2 separate regions of the Homo sapiens genome follow, and region 1 is linked to region 2. The links are chromatin contacts, found by Hi-C or POLR2A ChIA-PET in ENCODE. All regions are on one chromosome and are shown on one strand. The core of a region is the stretch at or near the end of the contact, and the rest is flanking DNA. Distances in the headings are between cores, read along the strand shown.

Region 1 (5,077 bases), core at 1,828-4,327, 130 kb before region 2:
AATTTCCTGGGCCTCCCTCTGACTTCTGGGCGCCAGATCCTGCCGTGCCCCCATCCTGGCTGTTGGGGGTGTCCTGAGCCCACCTCGCTGGCCTGTTCCCTTCAGCCAACCCGTTTCTGCAGTAAAATTAAGCCTGTCTGTCTTGCTTTCCTGGCCTCGCTGGGTCCCGGGTGGATTATATCTGCCCTCAGGGCTAGATGGGAAACAGACCCGGAGTGTGGAACGTCTGGAACCAGGTGAGGCCGCCTCAGGCCGCCTGTCCCTTCTCCAGTTTTCCATGGGCTTCCAAGGGAGGGGCGCCTATGGGGTCCTCTCCCCGTCCCTGCACCTGGGGTGTTGAGGGAGGCAAGAGAAGACATCGGGGCCACTTGAGGGTGGGGTGGGGGTCAAGGCAGGCTTCCTGGAGGAAAGGGAAGAGATAGGGGCGGACGCGCAAAACCTTGAGGGCGGTGGACGCTCCGAAGAGTCCCCAAGGCTCTGGGGCTCCGGGGCTCTGCGCGCTGGTTGGGCTGGTTTGGCCACTGGCCCCAGGCCCGTGCGGCAGCGGCTCCCGGGCAGCAGCGCAGCCTCCAGCGCCAGCCTTGGGCGCAGAGCGGGACGCTGGGGTCCGCCCCCGCCCTGACTGCGGGGCGGGGCCGCACCTGCTGCCGCTGCCGGGGCTACGCCGCCGCCGGGGCTGTTGCCGCTGCGCACCTGGCTCAGGTGAGCTGCCCCGCCCCCGCCCGGCGCGAGCCCCAGGTCCTGGCAGCAGGTGAGTGGCGGTCGCCATCAGACCCGCGAAGGTGAGTGGAGGTCGCAGTCCTCCCAGAGCCGCTGCAGGCCTGGAGTCGGGGCCCGGGGCGCTGCTTGTCCCTGGGCGCGGTCTCTCAGGAAATGGCTCGGGGCCGGGGAGGTTCCCGCGTCGCCCGGAAGCCCGAGCTCGCCCGCGTCCTGGCCCTTTCCAGGGCTGGGGGAAGGGAGGAAAGTGGGCGAAGGGGGCGGGGGCCACCCTTTCCTCTGCCCGACGTGGTCAGCGGCTTTTTGGTGACCCTCGCGCAGAACAGAGCGGGGCTAGGAGCGCCGAGGCGCGCAGGGATCCCACCTCGGTCGCCCAAGCCTGGATCCCAGCTCGAGGCTTCCTGAGGCGCCGAGGGCGGACCAAGAGTCAGGCTGGGGCCCGAGCTCGCCCGGCGCCGGGTGGAGCTTCCGCCATCCGCGCGCCTCTGCCCCGGCCGAGCGCCCCGAGCCGCACCCCCGTGCCCGCCTCCCGCGCGCGTCCTCGTTCTCCGCCCTCCTCACTTGGAGGGCGCCCAGGGCGCAGGTGGGCGCGGGGTAGGGGAGCGAACCAGAGCCCCTCGGCCTGCGGGGCCGCAGCCTTTTACCCACGTTCCTGCTTCAGGACAGGCGCTGGGGGCCCAGCGCGCACGGGGAGCGGAGGGGCGGCGCGTCCGAGCTGAGCGGGAGTCGCCCGCAGGGTGCTGGGTGCTGAGCGTCGAACCCACCGGGCAGGGGCGGCCGCGGACCGAGGACGCTGGCTGGGTCTGAGGGCGGGAGGAGCTGGCGCTTTCTAAGAACCTCAAGGTGCCCAGCAGAGTGCGGTGGGCAGTGCGAGGCGACCAGGGCCAGGCTTGGACTGAGATTCTGGGCGCCTCGGAAGAGCTGTGCGGGCGAGGGTCGGAGACTTTGTGGGTGTTCATGCTCACCCTGGACGGTGGACCTGGGGGCTCGGGGGTGCAGGACGTTAGCAGAGAGAGGGAAGGAGAGGGTGCCAAGCCAGCCCTGAGAGATGGTGACGCTGAGACCGGGTGCACAGAGCAGCCGCCGAGCCGGGGCTTCACAGTTGGCGGCTGACCCCAGGGCCTGTGCTGGAGGCCCTGCTCCTGCTTCCTGCGGGGGTGCCCTGGGCCCTGCTGTGCCTGCTTCCTGACCTGCAGTGTGGGGAGAACCTTCTTGAGGGGCTTCCAAGGACCCACTTCAAGGAGGGGCTGGTACCAGGCTCTGTGGGGGAAGGGGTGCTGTCTTTGGGACCCTGAGCCCAAGGCCCACCATCACCCAAGGCTGAGTACCGGGACAAAGGAAGGTCCTAGCAGGGCTGGGACTCAGTCAGACAAGTACCTGTAGAAAGCCTGCTGCTGAGAGGGTGCTCAGCCAGGGCCGGGAGGCTGGATGGCAGCCCTCCACAATGAAGCCCTGCCCCCATGTGGCTGAGGGCAGGGCCAGGGTCCAAAGGAGACCCTTGTCTGATTCTGTGGGCAATACCAGCCACCGGTCACTGGGTCCCCAGTCCCAGGTCAACCTGGGGAGTGTCAGTTTGGTGACAACAGGAGATGCCATCTGCCCCTCATCTGCTCTGAGCCAGGAGCCTCGGCCACCTGTGTTTGCTCCTTATTTGGAAAAGGGGGCGCTGCCCTCCCACCCCAGCCTGAAGGGAAGGTCCACAAGATGCCATAGTCCCTTGTAACTGCTCACCCATCGGGGGAGCTATGTCTGGGAGAGGGACGGGGAGAGGGCGGAAGAGTTCTGCTGGAGCCCCATTGTTGACCGGGAGTTTCTGAAGGCCCTGTTCCCCGGGGTCAGAGGTCAAAGACACATGGGGGAGCAAACCGGCCCCTTGGCTCCTGAGTGTGAGCTCTAGTAGCGTCTGGAAGGCATGCCGCGCGGTCCCCGGTCCTCCTTGTATGTGTGCAGGGTGGCCCTGGCGGGGGTCTCCTGGCTGGAGGACCCCCCATGCATTACCCCTGGAACCTGCCCCTTTGAGCACCCCCCACCCCACAACACACACGCACACACACAAACGCACGCACACGCACATACTGCACACACATTGCACACACGCAGACACACTGCACACACACACACACACACACACACACACACACACACACACACGCTGCACAGAGGAAAGTGCCGTGCCTGGGTGGGTTGGGGCGGGCTCCAGAGGAAGGAGCCGCTTGACTCAGAGCTACAGGAAGAGCCGGGGCAGGCGGGGTGAGAACCACCAACTGCCCGTCCTCCCGCCCGCCTAGGGAAGGGGTGGGTGCCTGGGTGGGGTTTAGGGTTAGGAGAGGATGTGACTGCAAGGCCAGGAAGCTACAGGGAAAGTTCTGATCAAAATACACAAAGACACAAGCCAGGTCCCCACCGCGCTTGGCGATGCATCCATAGCAGCCTTGGTGCTGTGGACACTCCCTGGGGCCCAGCGAAGGGGAGAGTTTGCTCCCAAAGGCGCACCAATGACCAACATTTGCCCCCCGGAGGAAAGAACTGGAACCAGGTGACTGCCTTCCCCGCTGCTCTGAGTGAGCCTGTGTCAGGGCCTGGCTGAGAGGAGGCCCACGGCGCCCAAGACCCATATGCATGTGTGTGCATGTGTGTGTGAGACAGAGCGAGGGGCAGCAGGAGGCTGTGTCGCATCAGCGGCCAAGGGTGGGTGTCAGGTGCAGTGTGTGTGCTGTGGGGTGCCTGTGGTCCTAGGCTCTGTGACAAGCGTTGCAATGGGTGTTGTATATACTCAACAGTTGTGTGAGGGGTCTGCAGCCTAAGCTGTGTGCAGTGGTAATGGGAGGTGTGTGTGGTAGGAAGTGTGCTGTGTAGGAGGTGCAAGTGTGCACACGGGCTGAGACTGAAGCTCTGTGCAGGTGCACATGGGCCAGAGGGCTGTGTGTATGTGATGTGTGCAGGGGAGGAGGGGCAGAGGAGAGGGTGCAGGGGAAGTTAGGGAGGGGAGGGGGTACAAGGAAAGGTGTGCAGGGGAGAGGGTGCAGGGAAAGGTGGGGAGGGGAGAGGGTGCAGGGGAAGGTAGGCAGAGGAGAGGGTGCAGGGGAGAGGGTGCAGGGGAAGGTGTGCAGGGAAAGGTGGGGAGGGGAGAGGGTGCAGGGGAAGGTAGGCAGAGGAGAGGGTGCAGGGGAAGGTGTGCAGGGGAGAGGGTGCAGGGAAAGGTGGGGAGGGGAGAGGGTGCAGGGGAAGGTAGGCAGAGGAGAGGGTGCAGGGGAAGGTGTGCAGGGAAAGGTGGGGAGGGAGAGGGTGCAGGGGAAGGTAGGCAGAGGAGAGAGTGCAGGGGAAGGTGTGCAGGGGAGAGGGTGCAGGGAAAGGTGGGGAGGGGAGAGGGTGCAGGGGAAGGTAGGCAGACGAGAGTACAGGGAAAGGTAGGGAGGAGAGAAGGTGCAGGAGGAGGCAGGCAGAAGAGAGGGTGCAGGGGAAGGTGGGGAGGGGAGAGGGTGCAGGGGGAGGCAGGCAGAGGAGAGGGTTCAGGGGAGAGGGTGCAGGGGAAGGTGGGCAGGGGAAGGTGGGGAGTGGAGAGCGTGCAGGGGGAGGCAGGCAGAGGAGAGGGTGCAGGGGAAGGTGCGTAGGGGAGAGGGAGCAGGGGAGAGGGTGCGGGAAGAGGGTGCAGGGGAGGGTTTGCAGGGAGAGGGTGCAGGGGAGAGGGTGCAAGGAGAGGCAGGCAGCGGAGAGGGTGCAGAGGAGGGTTTGCAGGGGAGGGCACCTGCTTTCTTGCTGTGCTCGTATCCTGGCAGTCTGCCCTTGACTTCCAGAAGGCTCTGAGGCTGCTTTTGGAGGGAGGACTTTGAGGTCTGAGCTTGGGGCGGTCACGGAAGCACTGCAGGAGATGCCAGGGGTTCTGCTGGGCTGGCGGTGTGACCTCCCGGGCTTGCTGTGAGGGGTTGGTTTCCTGGGAAGTGTGTGCTTTAAGGACCCTCAGTGGGTGGTTCCCCTGGGTCAAGGACTTTCCTTGGAGTGTCCTCCACCGCAAAGGACTTCTTCAAGGACCCCCTGGCCATCCCCCATGGGTGTGTGCCTCATGCTGTATCGGTTCCCGAGGAAACTGCCAAACAGTCAAACCTGGGGCCTCTGGCTGTGCTTCACCCATGGAGAGGGAATAGGTGGCAGGCTAAGAGGACTGTCCCTGCCACTGCCTCTGGGGCCTTAGCGGGGAGGAATCCTGAGGGAGCTGGGGTGCAGAAACTTAGGCTTGATCCCCACATCCCCACTTCCACTGTGTCCCTGCAGCAGGGAGGGGAGTAGACAGTCAGTGCCTGTTGGATAAACAGGGTGACCCTGTGGCATCCAGTGAGGAGAGGCCCCTGGGGCCCTGGGCTGC
Region 2 (2,500 bases), core at 1-2,500:
GCGAAGGCAGGTGGGTTGCCAAGCTATGGCCTCTCTGGGGCAGGAGTGGACCACCCGACCGCTGCCTCTCCCCACAATGAGGCGGATCCCTCTGGGCCCTCGGCTGCTCGTTCCCGCTACAGCTGCACAGGAGGCCTCCAGGTGGAGGGAAGGGGGGACCCTGCGGGCCTCTGGGGCCTCCTGTCTTAGTGAGACTTCCTGTGTAAACTCAGGAGGTGCTGGTGGGATTCGATGCTGTGGTTGCCCCACCGACCTGGAACAATGCCTGGGGCAGGGGTGAGGCAGGCCAGGTGGCGCTACCTGTGTTGGTGTCCAGGGCGAAGGTCTCGGTCAGCTGCTCCCCCATCCCTGCAGGGGCCTCCAGCCGGACGTTGAGGGGGCTGGGCAGCATGGCCCGGTGCGTGTCCCCGCCAGCCCCATTGTACACGCCGCTCACGTGCAGCGTGTCGTGAAACACTCGTGTGCCCAGGTATGCGTTGGTCACAGTGGCCAAGAGACGGGGGTCACTGGGCAGAGAGTGGGCAGCAAACGTGGTGGGGTCCTCGCCGGCGTCCTCCATGGAGCTGCTGGGCCTGAGCGGCCTGATGGGGTGTCAGGGGCCGCGGGACTGGCTGGGCCTCCCTCTTGAGACCGTCTGTAATCCCCTGAAGCCTCCCTCAGAACTGGGGGGAGTTGCGGAACCAGCTGGGCAGCCCCGATTTTCCTGAGGCCCCTCCTAGACGGGGCCTCGCAGGAAAGGAGCTCGACTCTCAGAGGGGCTCAGACCCCAAAGGTTGATCTCCAGGAACCCAGCTGAGCCCCTGAGTGTGTCTCTCCCTCCTGCTACCTTAGAATTCCAGTCCTAACCCTGCTTTCCAAACGCACCCCCCACAACCCCGGTCTTGCCCCCACCCTCTGTGGTCGGGACCTGCGTCTGTTGGTGGCACGTGGGGGCGGGCGTGTGTGGAGGGTGGGGGGAGCGCTGGGCGGGATGGGGGAGGGAGTCCGGGGCTGCCGGGGCGCCGGGCGGGTGGGGGTCTCGGGGGTGTAGGCGGCTGGGGCAGGCGCGGGTGGGGGAGGGAGGATGGGGCGACCGGGGGCTGGGGGGACGGGCCGGGGCGGCCGGGAGCTGCGGGGCGGGGGCCTCTGGGACTCACCGCAGCCCCACCCGGTCGCCGGGCGCCAGCGTGGGAACCTGTGTCCCTCTGCTCCACGCCAGGGCCGGGAGGAAGGAGGAGCCGCCCGGCTGCCGCGCCACCAGGAAGGTCCGCGGTCCCCGCCCCGAGGGCCCGGGCGGTCGCTGGGAGGCGGGGGCGGTCCCTGGGCGGCGGGGGCGGTCGCTGGGCCGGGCCCGGGGGCGGGACGTGGACTCGCGGCCGCGGCCCCGGCTCCCCTCGGTCCCCGCTGGCAGCGGCCGCGTGGGTCGCGTCCGGGGGCCTGGCGTTCCCTGCACGAAGCGCCCTGAGTGAGCAAAGCTCGAGCCTGGACCCCGAGCTGCGTCCCGGGGCGGCTGTGGGTGGGGCCCGCGGGCCGGGGGTTCCCTCCCGCGCCTCCTCCCTCCGCCCGCGCCCCCGGCCGCCTCCACCTGGGTCCTCGCCTCGCTGTCGCCCGAGGGCTCGGGGGCGCTCCGAGGCCAGCGAGACTCCAGCCCCAGCCGGCGCCCGGGTTCTCGACACCGTCCGGAGAAAGAACTCGGGGTCGGGTCAGAAGGAAGCGAGAGGCTGGAAGCGAAGCGAAGGCACAGACCCGCCGCGCTCGGCGGAGCTTGGGTTTCCTCCCTGGGGGGCGGAATGATCTTTAGGGATTCTGGAAACGAAGGGGACTTCAGGGAACCCCGGCCCCCGCCGCGCCTGCCCCTTCTCCCTTATTGGGCGTTTTGCCGGGAAGGCTCATGGACGTCTCACTCGCACGGGTGTTTGGCCGTTTTCTCGCTCTCGTTTTGGGTTTTCTGTTAAACTGCGGTCCCTTTGCCTCGGTCCTGGTGCAGCTGCTGCTTGGGTTTTCCATCCTCCTGAGACCACCGGTGCAATTCCCAATTCCCATCTCAACGCCACCGCCCACCCGGACGCCGCTGGGCTCAGCCCTGGGCCCGCTCGTCCCGGTATCTCACGCTCCCTGACCCGGCCTCAATGTCCTGACCACTCGGTGCAGCCGGAGACGCCGGGGTCCAGCACGTGCTCGGAAGCCTGCTGCTCCCACAGGGTCCCCAGCACAGGTGAGGACGACTCCGCCCGTCCCGCTGCCCAGGCCGTGAGCCCCGGTTTCTCTCTGTCACCCACACAGCATCCAACCTATGGACAGGTCCTGTGGCTCCACCTCCAACACGCCGTGGGCCCACACCTCCTCCTGGAGTGGCTCAGTCGCTCCCAACTTACGCCTTTGTTGAGAACAGAACCCCCACAACATTTAAGGCAGGCCCTGCACTCTGCCCAGAAGGCAGCCATGGCGCCCAACTCACGGAGGACGATCCAAAAGCGCTCCTCACGCAAGCTCCACCCGGCGCAAACCCCCTCCTGCAACT

Evidence for each region. A loop is a pair of places that touch in the nucleus more often than their neighbours do. ChIA-PET counts read pairs that join two places held with the same protein, here RNA polymerase II (POLR2A). Pooled maps may share reads with other maps.
Region 1: POLR2A ChIA-PET joins it to region 2 with 27 read pairs in CD4-positive, alpha-beta memory T cell. The contact joins the promoter of SIGIRR here to the promoter of PGGHG in region 2. A Hi-C loop is called at or near these places in 1 of 37 single-sample maps with no recorded cell type and 5 of 50 pooled maps. POLR2A ChIA-PET finds 5 or more read pairs at or near these places in 11 of 52 experiments (AG04449, CD4-positive, alpha-beta T cell, CD4-positive, alpha-beta memory T cell and 8 more).

What each region holds. Positions count from the first base shown.
Region 1 is chr11:412,999-418,075 of GRCh38, reverse strand. SIGIRR (single Ig and TIR domain containing) reads left to right here and starts at 3,077. Exons shown (of 10, transcript NM_001135054.2): 1 at 3,077-3,253. ANO9 (anoctamin 9) reads left to right here. Exons shown (of 23, transcript NM_001012302.3): 23 at 1-138. RefSeq lists silencers at 845-894, 1,105-1,184, 1,215-1,334, 1,395-1,464 and an enhancer at 1,985-2,604.
Region 2 is chr11:287,876-290,375 of GRCh38, reverse strand. PGGHG (protein-glucosylgalactosylhydroxylysine glucosidase) reads right to left here and starts at 1,250. Exons shown (of 14, transcript NM_025092.5): 1 at 1,137-1,250; 2 at 301-572. The coding sequence starts at 559. RefSeq lists silencers at 1,061-1,120, 1,131-1,660 and enhancers at 1,544-2,073, 2,074-2,500.